Linked DNA regions of Homo sapiens: all the other regions are linked to region 2. A link is a loop called in an ENCODE intact Hi-C map of the cell type or tissue named here. Cell type or tissue: endothelial cell of umbilical vein. All regions are shown on one strand.

Region 1 (5,000 bases), 590 kb before region 2:
AATATGGAACACACACTATTTGACGCTAAAACAGGAAATTAAAATTGCAATAGCCTATGCTCCACTCCTTGCTATAACAAGTCATCTCTCCACAATGAGAATACCAAAATACCTTTCGTTTATAATCAACAGACGTCTTTAAAATGCAAGTGTTTATTTGAATAATTAAAATCACGAAAGCAGTGATTTTAATGATGGCTCGAATATATTAAAAATATAATTATGGATTGGAAGGAAACATCTTGAAACAGCTTAAAAATCTTCGTATCTGCTTCTAGACAGGAAATCCCACACAAAATCTAAAATTGCCAGGAAAGGTTACAAAACCTCGCGTTTCGCATCCCAGAGGGGAGGGAGAAAGGGAGCCCAGGCGCGGGGGGTGGGGCTGGGGGAGCACGAGAGAGTTTTCTCCTAAACACGTATTTCCTCGTTTTCTCGACGCTGCAGCGGTCCCATTATAGACGCATTTATTGCCCCTCTCTTAAAAGTCGTTTTAAAAATAACGCAGGAACCAAAGCGAGCCCCTCGGTCCGAAATGTACGTGTAATTCCTTATATAGCCTGGGCTGCGGCCGGCGGCAGGGCCGTTGCCGCCCATTATTATACAAACAGGTACCGGGGCGGCGCAGGCGGGGGCTGCTCTCCCTGCGCTCCCGCCGCCCCCGGGCGGACAAGTCTCGCCCCTCTCGCCACAGGAACTGTCCAGACAATAACAATCAGCAGACATTTCGCTGCTGCACGAGAGGGAGAGAAAGCATAGCATCGCCCCGAGATAACCAGAAATACAATCAACTTACAACGTCTCTCCAAACTGGAAAAGGCGACTGTGCAACCACCACCACATGTTCAGGTCTCGATCCCTCGGGCTGTCTCTCTTTTTTTTTAACTCTCACGCCAGGCAGAGGGGTGTGTGTTTCCCTTGGCACAGCAGCACAAATCAATAAACACTGCAGCTGCGGTGCAAGTAGCAGCCCCGCGCGTCCGTCGGTCCGTCCGCCCCCTCCCCCACCCTCCTTCCACCCGAGACCCAGAGCGCCATCCAAGCCCCATTATCCGGCTTCAGCGCTCCGTGCGTCCGGCCCAGGTAACAACTTCCCCAAAAACCGAAAGAGAAAAGCGCGAGGCGCACGCACACCGGCCCATCCCGGCGCAGAGACCTCGTCTGCCCCGGGAGGGGGATCTGTCTGTGGTGCTTCCCGGTCTCTAAGCCCAGGTAACAACTCCGCAAACACACCCGCCGCCCAGCTCGCCCCCATCCGCGCGGCTCCCGGCGGCGTTAAGTGGGTACCTTTCCTGCCTTGTTCCCCGCGCCGCCCCGCCGCGCCCCGCCAAACGTGGACCCCACTCGCGGGGCTCGCCGCGGAGTCCCCAGGCCGGGGCTCTGGGCCGGGCAGCGGGAGGCGCCAGGGAGGAGGGGCGCTTAGGGACCCGCGCCCCCGCGCCTCTAATCCCCGTTACGCGAGCGCGCCCGGCCCGCGGGTCCCAACTTTACCGCCGCCGGCCGAACCCTGTCCGCCCGCGGCGCGCACAGCCGGCGCCCGCGCACACGCGCGCACAAACCCCACGCAACCCGCGGCCGCCCCGTCCCGCCGCCGCCGCAGCCCGCCTGCCGCGCGCCCACAGCCCGGCCCGAGTCGCGGGGCCCGAGCGACAGCGACGGCGCCGGCCGGGGCCGCGGCGCGCGGAAGCCACTTTGCACGGTCAGCGCCGGGCACAAGTTTGTTCCGCGGCTCCCGGGGGCCTGGGCGCTGAGGGAGAATCGCGCTGAGGGGGCCAGGAGGAGGGGGAGAGGGAGGCGCCGAAGGGCACAAGAGTGGGGAAAAGTGCGGAAAGAAGCAACAGCCGCTCCACCCGGGACCAGAAAAGTGGCCAGTGCGTCCCGGCCGCCCGCCCTGCGCCGGGGATGCGGCGGCGTCGGCGCCGGCTAACGGTCCAGGGAGGCGGCAGGGGCGGCGGGAGCCGCTAGGCGGAGAGAGACCAGGTAAGAGACATAACGGTTCAGGGAGAGCGAGCGGCCGCGGCGCGGCTCCGGCAGCGGCGGCAGCGGAGGGGGGCAGAGAGCACTACTTTCTACTTTCCCACTCCACTTTGCCGTCCCTGCCCCGGCTGCCCCCAGCCCGGCTCGCCCCCCTCACCCCCGGGGGCGCCCCGGCTGCCCAGCTCCCCCTGACTCCGCCGCTCCCCGGTCCCCTCCGCCACTCACCGTTATTGCGCCGCGGGTTCGCCTGCTTTCTGCGCTTACACCTGGGGCCATCCGCCATGATCCTCTCGCTTGTGTCTAAATGCTCGAGTCACCTCCTCCCCCTCCCTCCCCCTTCCCCCCCACCCCTCCGCCTCCACCCCTCCCCCCTCCCCACCGCACCTGGTTTACGACACTCCCGGCTTTACGACATCACCTTCCTTACACCTAGAGGCTCTCGCTCTACGGCCGGAACCTTGTTGCTAGGGACCGGGCGGTTTGCGGCAACCGTGGGCACTGCTGAATTTGAATTGAGGGGCGAGGGAAAAGTTTTCCTCAGGTGTGGTGGGGAGAGGGAGGCGGATGCCGGGAAACCGTAGGGACGCGGTCAGAAAGGCGACGGGCTGTCGGAGTTGGAAAGGTAAAGTTGGAGGCTCGGCGGCGTCCTGCCTCCGCGCTGGCCACACCCGCCGCGGCTGCCCGGGGCAGGGAGGGATCTGGCTGATTCTCCCTGTACCCTGTGCCCTCGGAGCTGCCCCTCCGAGCGCCCAGAGGTCCCCGCCTGCCTGCTTCCTGGAGGCAGGGCTACCATCAGTCCCACGCCTCGCGTGTCCGCCCCCCGCACCCCGGGGCCAAGGAAAGGGATCGCGGTCTGGACTCCCCGGGGAGTTCCCTTGATGAGGGGAAGGGCAGGTTTGGGGACGGCGAGGACACGCGGCGACCGGAGAGAGGCTACCTGACCCGCGCAGCCCGGACTCCCTTCCCTTCCCTTCCAGGGACGCCTGGTTTCCCCCCAAGCGAACCGGGATGGGAAGTGACTTCAATGAGATTGAACTTCAGCTGGATTGAAAGAGAGGCTAGAAGTTCCGCTTGCCAGCAGCCTCCTTAGTAGAGCGGAATGAGTAATACCCACACGGTGCTTGTCTCACTTCCCCATCCGCACCCGGCCCTCACCTGCTGTCACCTCGGCCTCCCACACCCGGTCCGCGCTCCCCGCCCTCTTCCTCGCGTAGAACCGTGGGATCCTAGGTGGCAGGACTCAGAGCTAAGGTATCCACAGGCCATGAATTCCTTCCTAAATGAGCGGTCATCGCCGTGCAGGACCTTAAGGCAAGAAGCATCGGCTGACAGATGTGATCTCTGAACCTGATAGATTGCTGATTTTATCTTATTTTATCCTTGACTTGGTACAAGTTTTGGGATTTCTGAAAAGACCATACAGATAACCACAAATATCAAGAAAGTCGTCTTCAGTATTAAGTAGAATTTAGATTTAGGTTTCCTTCCTGCTTCCCACCTCCTTCGAATAAGGAAACGTCTTTGGGACCAACTTTATGGAATAAATAAGCTGAGCTGTATTTCAAGTAATATAGTTATAAATTAACAATGTAGCAGTTATTGATAGAGAAATTGAGAAAACTGAAACGTGACCGGAGTATTGGAAATAACGTAGTACATCACCTAGCACAATGACACATAGTAGGTGCTCAATAAATTTATGCTTATAATTTTTGTCACTTCTATGGCAGGATTTTTTTATTAGGTTAAAATTATCTTTTAAACACCTTCCGGAATTTTAGAATATTCATTAATAATGTCTTCAAACCTTTCAACTGAAATAAATTTACAGCTGAAGTCTGATGATTTAAAGTTAGAAAGTTTAATCTTGAATATAAATGAACATTTTCTCTCCCACATTTTCTTGGGCATTTTGAGAAGTAAATGCGTTATTTATTGGTCCATGAAATGTGACTGTAAATATTCTTTGCTATACATTATGTCTATATATCTGCATTCATCCTCAATGCCAAAACTAGAATCATTAGTCTTAATGATCATTTTAAGTACAGGCAGTCCTCGCTTTCCTTGATACCATGTTAACCGAAACTTGTGTATGTCAACACGGTGTCCTTGCTTTGCTTGGTTAAGTGTGAGTTCTTCCTCCCTTTTTTTAAGAGTTGTACAATGTTTTTCAGTCGCCTACCGAATCAGGTCATAGACTATGGAATTGACCCCACCCCACCAACATTTTTACAGCTACCCTGATTTCTGACCAGAAAGGAAAAAAAAACTTTCCAGCTCTATCACACATTTTACCTACTCTTAAACTTAGGAGGTATTACAAATAGCATTTTCTCATGTTCTCTTTCTGGCCTGTACCTCCCTGCTAAGCTTCCTTCAGTGTTCATCCTCACCTCATAGAGAGATGAAGTGAAGAGACAAACAGAAGTCATTTTCTTCCTTACTTTAGTGGTTTCTGGTTTAGTTAGTTTGGGCCAAACTGTGGACAAGTACCTTTTCAGGTAACTTTTTTTTCTTATTTCTATGTCCTCAACACCTAGTGGAGTACGTAGCCAATAGTAGATGCTTAATAAACATTTCTTAAATTAATATTGTTGACCTTTTCTGACCCTGTTCTTGACAGTAAGGTACATAATCTGCCTTCATCCCTTTAGTCCTTAGGAACAGATAAAGTCATGGATATGAAAGTGATCACTGTCATTAATATCCACATTAAAATTGCTCTTGATTTTAGTTTCTCCATAATCATTTTCCCTAAACAATGAACTCTGTTCACCTTTTTTTTTAAAATATGCACAGTGAATATTACTGGTAGCCCAAATCTTCTAACATAAAATTTCCATTTTGTAAAAGCTTCTGATAAGCATATATGTTATGAATTGAATGTTTGATTATTATACTTTAATATTCTTGAAAATATTGATACCTGGACTGGAAAGAAAACAGACAAAAGTAAATCTCAGAATAAATTACTGCTTTAAACATGATGCATGTGTGACGGTTGCTTCTTATCTCTTAAA
Region 2 (5,000 bases):
GTTTTCTCCTGCTTTCTTCTGCTCATTCCTCGCCTTTCCTTTGTCACACAATATTTTAACTGGCTATTTATTTATATCCCTCTCCTGACAGAATGTAACTACCCAAGAGAAGTGTTAATTATTTACAACTTGGAAGTGAGGCATAAAGATGATTACATGCCTATACTTGTGCATTATCCAACACGCCTGCCTACAGGTACCTGACTCTCTAGGGAATATTGTCTTTTCTGATTTACAGTTTACTATTGATCAGGCGTAGACTCTAAAGTTCCATGTTAACTTATAGAAAACTGATAAACTATAGATGATTTTTGTCCAGTAGAGGTGTAAAGGATTTCTGGCGAGTAGAAAATCATAACTGTGTGTGTTACAGTTTTATTACCTTGTAGGATATTAACCAATTTTGAATGTTGTTTTAAAATTGTATTCCATCATCCGTCTACTGTCTCCATCTATATACATAAGTATCTACGCGTCTGTGTATGTGTATATTTTCCCTGGCTTTTTCAGAACTAATGTTACTATTCTGTCAGCTCCATCATTATCGATTTACTGATTTAAATAAGTCATTGGCACAGGCCAGGGCAGCTGAGGAAGTGGGATTGCTCAGCAAACTTTAAGCGAGAGCCTGTCTCAAGGAGTGTGGTCCAGTCAGCAGCTTCTAGGTGCAGTGCCTTCTGGAATCACCATACCAGGGGTCCCCAACTCCCAGGCCCTTGACTGGTACTGATCCATGGCCTTTTAGGAACTAGGCCACACAGCAGGAGGTGAGTGGCTGGCCAACAAGCAAGCAGTACCACCTCAGCTCCACCTCCTGTCAGATCAGCCACAGCATTAGATTCTCATAGGAGCACGAACCCCATTGTGAACTGTGCACGTGAGGGATCTAGGCTGCACAGTGCTTATGAGAATCTAATGCCTGATGATATGAGATGAAAGTTTCATGAAACCACTCCTGACCCTCTCCCCATCCATGGAAAAATTGTCTTCCACAAAACCTATCCCTGGTGCCAAAAAGGTTGGGGACTGCTGCACTACACCTTTCGTGCCAAGGTCAGGCCCAGCCAGTGACAGAGTCCAGAGGGTCCTGGGCCTGGCCATTTCTGACCACTTCCTCCAAGGGATGACTGCTGGGGCTCCTTGGGGGCTGGTCAGACCTCCTCAGAGTTGTCCCTCACTCAGAGGCTCTTTCCTCCCCATTCTCCTTCCTTCCTCTCTCCTTTGCTGGACACTGCCAGTGAGGCCCTGAGGCTGAGTTACTCCCCAGGCCAGGTGTGGGTGGAGGAGGGCAGTTGTGGTCACAGGCTGAGTGGGAAAGGAGCCGGTTTCTTCAGGCCCTTGGAAAATCAGGGAGGAACTGGTATGCTAATTCAGTAATTCTCCCATAGCCTTGACAGGTACAAAATCTCTGAAAACCGGTATTTAAAATTATATTTCTAATCATGCCATTTTCTCTGCTTGGCAATTCAGGAAGTTGAATAGATGATTATGAATCATCCGCAAGTGTGGCTAATTAAATATTTGATCAATAGAATTTAGTGCTTTTCATCTGCAGAGAGTTTTCCTGACATTAACTAATTGAGCCAAAGAAAGGTATCACCTTCATTCTATAGATGGCAAAGCTGGCAAAGGGAAGAGGTTTAAAGAAGCCAGCAAAATAAAAAAATAAAAAATTAATGAGCGAGTGCATGCGGGGGGAGGGAAGCCTGGCTAAGAGGAACTGTGGTCTGCAGACTCCCACTTTGGGCACGTTCATGTCACTGCACAATTTATCACTGCTTGCATCAGGGCAATGCGAACATTCCCAGGTCAGCCCATCGTAGAGTTCAGGTTCCTTGAACTGGAAACAAATGAGCCGGACGGAGCTGGAGTTGGCCCCTGGGGTCTTTAGGGGAAGGTCTTGGCCCAGTTCTGTGCCTAAGAGCAGAGGCTTCCTCTGCAGATCCTAGGACTGTGAAGCCGGAGGCGGCGCTGGAGTTGGAGCCTTGGCTTCTGCGTTGAGCAACAGCGCCACCTGCTGGCCACAGCCTTCCGTCTGCGCGGCTGCCCCTCGCCAGATGCAAAGGTATCTCCTTTGTCGCTTCCGTATTTCCTTCCCTGGCCAGTCCCTGCATTTCCTTTCCTGGCTTCTCCAGCTGGAGGGAGGCAGCTGACAGCTTATATCAAACCTGATAGAAATCTGTTAGAGAGACATTCGGATATTAACAGCAAACACCTCCCCCTAACCCTATCACCCCTGGATAAAATTAGTGTTCATGAGGAAAGGTCTCATTCCCAGGCAGGTCTCGTTCCTCAGCTTCCACTGGAATGGGTCTCTTACCAGCGATGGGAGGATGAGGAAGAACTGAATGTTGAAGACCCTCCTCAGTAAAGGGCATAGCGGGTGCCTCTCGGGGCTGCCTGCGAGGATGTGATGAAATCATGCAGAGAAAGCAGCCTGTTCGGGCGGGGCCTGCGATTCCTCTCCCGCCCTTACCTAAGGCCCTCCCTAAAGCAGGAGGTGACCTTGGGCCTCAGTTTACCTCCATTATTCAACAACAATCAGGTACAGGGGAATGCGGACCACCACATCTGGGTGCCGTCCTTAAAGAGCCTTGCCCCACCCAGCTCTGTTATCTTAGCCGAGTCCCGTAACTTTTGTATGCCTTGGTCTTTTGTTTATGACATGACCAATCTATCTCCCAGGGCCATTCAAAGATTTTTTAAGAGTCAAAATCTAAAAAAAAATTTAATATAGCAAGATTCCAAAACTTTCCATATTTCCAATGCAACAGAACAATTTCGTTTTCCTGAGCAGCTTATAAAATCAGAGCAGCATTTGATAGAGCTGCCTCATGGTCACTGAGGTCTACCAAAAAATGGCACTACTGGGTAGGAAACCCAAGTCCGCCATTTTCCAAGTGCCATGTTGTTTGCTGGAGATTTCAGAAATATCTTTATATGAAGATCAGATGAGAGGAGGATGTAATAGAGTCAGCACCTGTAATGGTTTCAACATCAAGGTCCAAGATGGAAGTGCTAGCGCAGGGCGCAGGATACTATGAAACCAGGCAGCCCTGGAAACACCCCGGGTCCCATGAGAAAGGGACGCACTAGGCCTGGGGATCCTGAGGACCAGAGGAGTCAGTCGCAGGTGCTGTTGCCGGGTCATCCCCACATCTGAAGAGCCCCTTAGCCGGATTCCCCTGGCCCGCCCATGTCCAAGTTCACTTTCCTTCTGTGCACCCTCACCTCAGCCTCGAGGCCCTACTTGCTATGTCCTTATCCTGCCTGTGCCACACGTGGGAGACTGGGTGTGCCTCTCCTCTCCCTCTCCTCCTTCCAGATCTTCTCTTTGGAACTGATGGCTGAAGGACTGATGTCCAGTTGCAGTGAGAAATCCTGCCAGTCCTTTCAGGCCGACTCAGAGGACACCTCCTCCCAGAAGCCACCCTGATCCCTTCCCCTCCCTCCCACCTCCAGCCAGAAGTCCCTCCTGTGGACACGATTCGTTTCCTTGGGCTGTTATGACAAAGTACCACAAACTGGAGTGCTTAAACAACAGAACCTTTATTGTCTCACAGCTCTGGAGGGCGGAAGTCTGAGATCAAGGTGTGGGCAGGGTTGGTTTCTTCTGAGGCCTCTCTTCTGGGCTTGTAGAGGGCCGTCTTCTCCCCGTGCATCTGCACACGGTCTTCCCTCTGTGCATGCCTGCCGCCACTTCCCAATTTCCCCTTCATATAAAGACACTAGTCAGATTGGATTAGGCCTACCCTGAAAACCTCATTTAACTTAATGACTCAAGTATCTCCAAATAAGGTCACATTCTGCGGTACTAGGGGTTAGGACTCCAATCTTTTTGGGGGAGTAGGTGAAGGGGAAAGAGTGGGGCACAATTCCATGCAGAACAGGTTCTTGTTGCATTGCTATTATTATTATTTTTAGAGACAAGGTCTCACTGTATCACCCAGGCTGGAGTGCAGTGGTGCAATAATAGTTCACTGCAGTCTTGAACTCCTGGGCTCAAGTGATCCTCCCACCTCAGTCTCCCAAGTAGCTGGGACTACAGGTGCACCCACCATGATTGACTAACTTTTAAATATTTTTATAGAGATGGGGTCTCACTATGTTGCCCAGGCTGGTCTCAAACTTCTGGGCTCAAGCCATCCTCTTGCCTCAGCTTCCCAGTGTGCTGGGAGTACCGTGTGAGCCACCATGCCTGGCCCTGCATCATTATTTATGCTTCTTGGTGAATTATCATTATTTTTGTGTCCCAGGGAATGCAGATCCCTTGGGGCATCAGAGCCTAGATATAAGATATATTTGCGTTCTGTTGACCCTTAAGCTAAGTACCCACTCAAGAAATAATTGAATGAACAAGTAGTAAATACAAGTATTCATGAATGAATGTGGACCACTGCAAATAATGAGAGGTCTGGAATGTGCAACATGTTACTAGAAATAGACTTCAGCAGATGCTGTGGCTGTCGTGATAACCGTATGTGAATCTGTGGAAAGACTCCATCCAACCAAAAAAAAAAATCTTTCCCACTGGGACCTCAAATACCGTTGGCAAATGACGCTCCCTGCCGGATCTTTGCAGTTCCTGATTTTAATAATGGAATGGCCTCCTTCAGGAAGGAAGCATGGAGGGTGAGCGGGGAGGATGAAAGGAAGTCATAAGGACAGGTAGGGTCCTGCTGCATCGTCGTCTTTTAGGACAGGCTCTGACACTAACCAAGTCCTGCAATCCCAAATGCACTCTTTCCCCGTTTGCTGTCTTCCATCTGCAGAAACCGCTACTAAACATTAGGCTTGTTTTATTTTTCTTTGCTTCCATACAGGCTCTTGGTCAGTCATTGCTCAATATTTCTTTTTTTTTTTTTTTTTTTTTTTTTTTGAGACACGGTCTCACTTTGTCATCCAGGCTGGAGTGCAGTGGTGCAATCACAGCTCACTGCATCCTCAATCTCTTGGGCTCAGGCAAGGTTCCCACCTCAGCCTCCCTAGTAGCTGGGACT
Region 3 (5,000 bases), 760 kb before region 2:
ATATTTTTTTCCTGTAAGACGTAATAATGTCAACAGATTAACTGGTTAACCTAAATGCAATTTTAAAAAGAACACTAGAATGCTCCTAAGGTTTTTGTTTATAGTATAAATTCTAAAGCAAATATGTAAGTGAGAAAAATGCCTGAGTAGTAAGACTTTGTTTTTTCAAAATGAAACATAATGGAAAAAGGTGGGCTAAAAAATAAGTCATGAAATATTACTCAGCAATAAAAAAGAACAAACTATTGATACAAGCAACAGCTCAGATGAATTTCCAAGAATTTATAGAGAATGAAAAAGTCAGTCTAAAAGGTTACATACTGTATGATTTCATTTATGTAACTTTCTTCAAATAACACAATTGTAAAGATGGAGATTAGTGGTTGCCAGGGGTAAGGAATGCGGCAAGGTAGAGGGACAGGGGTGAACATGTAATGGGAAACGAGAGCCTGTTAGTGACAGAACTGCTCTGTATCTTGACTGTATCAATGTCAATATGCTTGTTGTGACATTATATTATGTTACCATTGGAGGAAACTGGGTAAAGGGTACACAGGATTTCTCTGTATTATTTGTGAATCTATTATTATGTCAAAATAAAAAGTTTAATTTAAAAATAAGTCAAAGGCAAATATCTCAAATTTAGACCAAAAGAGCTTATGGCTTGTTCTTTTTAGTCATAAGATGAAATTCCTAGTAAATAAAAACAAGGATGGAAAATGTGATTCATTCTAATAAAAATCCAGAAGACTTACTATCATTTGCAGGATAACATAGTTTAAGCTGAAGGACTGATTATTTAGCATATGTGTTAAATTCAAAAACTTGTATTTTTTGAAATTCACACCCATGTGTTTCTAACCATTTCAAATATGTTCATGGGAATATCTTACTGCAACCTCTAAGAAGGCACAGTAAATGCCTAACTGAATCATATTTCCCTTTCCTGGTTTGTCTACTCCTCTTTGACACACATTCACACATGCCATGCACATTTATACCTGTATAGATACTCCTTGACTTATGATGAGGTTAAATATTGATAAACCCCGTTATAAATGGAAAATATCATGTCAAAATGCATTTAATACGCCGGTCCTACTGAACAACACAGTTCAGCCTAGTCTACCTTAATGCTCAGGACAATTACAGTATCCTACAATTGGGCAAAATCATCTAACATGAAGCCCATTTTATAATAAAGTATTAAAATCTCATATAATTTATTGAACACTATATTGAAAATGAGAAACGATTACATGGGTCCTTGGAGTGTGGTTTCTATTGAATACATATTTCTTTCACACCACTGTAAAGTTGAAAAGTCTTAAGTCAATGTTGTAAGTTGGGGACCTTCTCTATACCTTTCCTGAAGTTGCTCCCTCTGCCTAGAAAGCCGTTACCCAGTCCAAATGAGTAACTTCCACAGATTTTTAAAAGGCCAATTCACATCTCTCTCATTCTGTAAGTCATCGCTGAGCCAGCTTTCTGCTATTCCTACCCTATTCCCTGCTAAGGGAAAACTATCAAAAAAGCGAATGCCAACAGATTCCTAAATTCAGACCTGAATGTGTTCAAACTTTAGAGATGAAATGTTTCACTGTATACTTTTCCAGATAGTTTCATTTTCCTGCTCCTGTATCTTCCAATTTATAATATGTATGTGAATATTTGGGGTGTAACTGTATAGCAAAGTTAAAACAAATGCAACTCACAACCTCCATGAACACCCATTAACTTAGATAATGATTAAAAATATATACCTGAGGTCAGATCCAGTTAATATGGAGAATCCACAAACTGTTTATGTCTGCTACTGAATCTAGATAATAAAACTTGAGAATGAAGGAAACGGTTATTTAAAGACTCTAAAGGGTAAGTCACAGCAGGTGGACTGGAGAAGATGACATGACAAGAATTCAGAGTAGCACAGGGTGATTCCCCTTACCTTTTTCTTTCTTCTTCTTTTTTTAAAAGGTACCCCTGGCCTGGATTCAAGGGAGCTTAAAACCTGAAAGTGGGCCCTGGGGCATGGCAGTGAAGGCTCTAGGAGAATCCTTATAGTTTAGGCTCAAGGAGCAGGAAAAGTCTCAAAGAAGAGAAAAATTGCCCTTTTCTCCTTCATTCTCTTGCATCCTAGCCTTCAAGGTAGTAGCAGAGATAATGATAACTGCAAGAATTTAAAACTTTGAGGGAGGGAAAACTTCCTCTCCAGTAGGAGGAGCTGTGGCCCTAAGAGTACAATATAAACTCCACTGAGCTCTTTCTCTCCCTGTCTTCTTTCAGCTCTTCTACAGGCATAGATGCAGGAAGCATGTGGCAAAGTAGGGTAAATAAAGTCCCAGAGTTTTGGCTAGAGGACTGAAAAGCAGAGTCTCCAGGAACTCAAAGTACTGAGATCATGAAAGAGAGAGGCTCAGGAAAGTGACCTCATAAGGCTGTTTATGAACTCTTGGGTTTATGCTCAAACTTCTCATGTGTGAATCTGATCACAGACTGTGAGAAACTAAGTATAGACAGACAATTACCCATGTTCTAGATTGGACCCTGGGTGGTACATGAAGGACAGATCTGAACAGCATTTCAAAGGCTTTGAAAAGTGAACCAGTTGTGGAATCAAAACCTATATACTGGCTGGAGACTGCATCCCGAATACAACTGGATAAATTGCCTGTTAAGCAAAAAATATCAAAATTCTCGATAGGATTTAAATAAGACGAAGTATTAGTCTTATTTAACTTATTAATCTCACAACATAATACTTGAAATATCCAGAATATAATCTCAAATTACTTGGCATGTGAAGAATCAGAAAAAGTCTCAAGTCACATAGGAAAAGATGATCAAAAAATGGCAACATTGGGAAAAAAAGATGTTAGAATTATTAAACTAAGACATTAAGACAACTATTATAAAAATGCTCCAAGAAGTAAGGGTAAACACTGTTGAAAAGAATGGAAAGATAGAATGTCTCAGCAAATGGAAGATATTTAAATAAAAACTAAAAGAAAATTTTAGAACTAAACATACAGTAACCAAAGTTTAAAAATCACTGGATGGGCTTAATAGTAAAATGGAGATAAGAGAGCAAAGACTGGTGAACTTGACAGTACATCAATGGAAACTATCCACTTTGAATAAGACAGAGTAAAAATATTTATTAAAAAATAAAGAGTCTCAGGATAATGCAGGACAATAATAAAATATCTAACTTTCATGTCACTGGAGTCCCAGAAGGAAAAGAGCTGTAGTGCAGAAAAAAAACTGAATAATGTTTAAAAATTTCCCAAATTTAGTGAAAGACATAAACCAACAGATTTAAGAACTGAACCTCAAATAGTAACCTCCTAACCCCCCAAATCTAGGCTCGAACCCATCAATCAAACACTAGGCTCAAATCCATCAATCAAACTAGTTTAAAAAAATACTAAAAAGAGCCAGAGGAAATAATATATAATTATAGGGGATCAATGGACTACAGAGTTATAATCAGAAATCATAGATTCCATAAGAAAGTGGAACATGTTTAAAACAAAAAATATCTGTCAGCTCAAAATTCTAAATTCAATAAGAATATCCTTTAAAAAACGAAGGTAAAATAAAGACATTCTCAGATAAAAAGTATAGTTCATTGCTGGCAGATCTGTTCTAAAAGAATTACTAAAGGAAGACTGTCATAAAGAAGGTGAAATGAGGGACACTTGGAATGTCGGGAATAAAAGAAGAAGAGAAATGATGTAGTACATATAAAAACTATAAAATAAAGGAGGGAGAATAACAAGACTTACATGAAAGATTTATACAATCCACTTGGCAGGGTAAAAGATTGATTCTAAATAGACTGTGAAAAGTTAGGATGTACATTCTAATCCATAGAGCAACCACTAAAAGAAATCTATACAAAGATACATAGTCAAAACTAAATTAAAATGGAATACTAAAAAATATTCAAATGATCCAAAACAAGGCAGAAAAAGAGGACCAGAAGAGTGAAAATACAGAGAGAAAAACAAAAAACAAATAATAAAATGATAAACCCAAATCCAAACATAAAACATTTTATGAAATATAAATGGCCTAAACAAACCAATTAAGGGCAGAGATGATCAGAATAGACCAAAAATAATAAAAAAAATCCCCATTAATATCCTATCTACAAAAATTTCTTCAATTATAATTACATAGTTTAAAAGTAAAAGGATAAAAAATTCTATCATGAAAAATTATATCATTAACCAGAAGAAAGCTAGCGTGATTATAGTAATATCAGACAAAGTAGACTTCAGTGATAAGAAAATTATCAGAGATCAAGAAAAACATTGCATAATGATAAGAGGGTCAATTTGCCAAGAAAACAGAGAGATCTTAAATGTGTATGCCTTTAACAACAGAGCTTTAAAATAAGCAAAGCAAAAATGAACAGAACAAAAAGTAGAGACAAATCTACAATATTCTTGCAGGCTTCTAATACTCCTCTTGCATTAACTGACAGAACAAGTAGACAAAAAATTAGCAAGGATATAGAAGAACCAGGCAACATTAACAACTAGATCCAAATAACATTTATAGATTTATAGAACACACCCCAATGACGAAATTCACATTCTTTTCAAATGTACACAAAATATTCATGTAGACACACCACTTCCAAGATCATAAAACAAAACAAATTTTAAAGGATTTAAATTCTATAAAGTATGTTCTATGATCATAATGACCAGATGTCAATAGGAAAAAGATAAGAAAATCTCCAAAACACTGGAAATTAATAAACTGATTTAGAGAGAATCTATGGATCAAAAAGGGAAATAAAAAACATCAAAATCTGTGGAGTGTCCCTAAAACACTGTATAGAGGGGAATTTATAGCATTAAATGCTTGTGCTAGAAAAGAAGGTCTCAGATCAAAATTCTGAATTGTGTATTAAAACAACAGTAAACAAGGAGCAAAATAAACCCAAAGCAAGCAGAAAGAAGTAATAAAAATCAAAAAGCAATAAA

The links. A loop is a pair of places that touch in the nucleus more often than their neighbours do. Peaks named below come from ENCODE experiments on the same cell type or tissue, not always from the same donor. Only the 100,000 strongest peaks of a DNase experiment are listed, where the experiment ranks them.
Region 1: it touches region 2 in a loop (14-fold over the local background); 6 of 110 quality-filtered maps call a loop at or near these places.
Region 3: it touches region 2 in a loop (9-fold over the local background); 17 of 110 quality-filtered maps call a loop at or near these places.

What each region holds. Positions count from the first base shown.
Region 1 is chr10:31,316,495-31,321,494 of GRCh38, reverse strand. ZEB1 (zinc finger E-box binding homeobox 1) reads right to left here and starts at 2,279. Exons shown (of 9, transcript NM_001174096.2): 1 at 2,203-2,279. The coding sequence starts at 2,260. ZEB1-AS1 (ZEB1 antisense RNA 1) reads left to right here and starts at 2,400. Exons shown (of 3, transcript NR_148979.1): 1 at 2,400-2,599. RefSeq lists silencers at 1,705-1,794, 1,835-2,284, 3,025-3,084. In endothelial cell of umbilical vein, a CTCF peak has its summit at 1,920; DNase peaks (open chromatin) are centred at 694, 2,044, 2,524 and 3,124; H3K4me3 peaks cover 3,441 bases; H3K27ac peaks cover 4,104 bases.
Region 2 is chr10:30,723,986-30,728,985 of GRCh38, reverse strand. No RefSeq gene overlaps it. Among named protein-coding and RNA genes, the nearest start is that of LINC02644, 3.3 kb to the right of the region's middle. In endothelial cell of umbilical vein, CTCF peaks have their summits at 1,821 and 2,041 (motif pointing left); a DNase peak (open chromatin) is centred at 2,035.
Region 3 is chr10:31,488,534-31,493,533 of GRCh38, reverse strand. The region is part of intron 2 of ZEB1 (zinc finger E-box binding homeobox 1); the gene reads right to left. Among named protein-coding and RNA genes, the nearest start is that of ZEB1, 170 kb to the right of the region's middle. RefSeq lists an enhancer at 2,108-2,227. In endothelial cell of umbilical vein, a CTCF peak has its summit at 2,202 (motif pointing right); a DNase peak (open chromatin) is centred at 2,263; H3K27ac peaks cover 224 bases.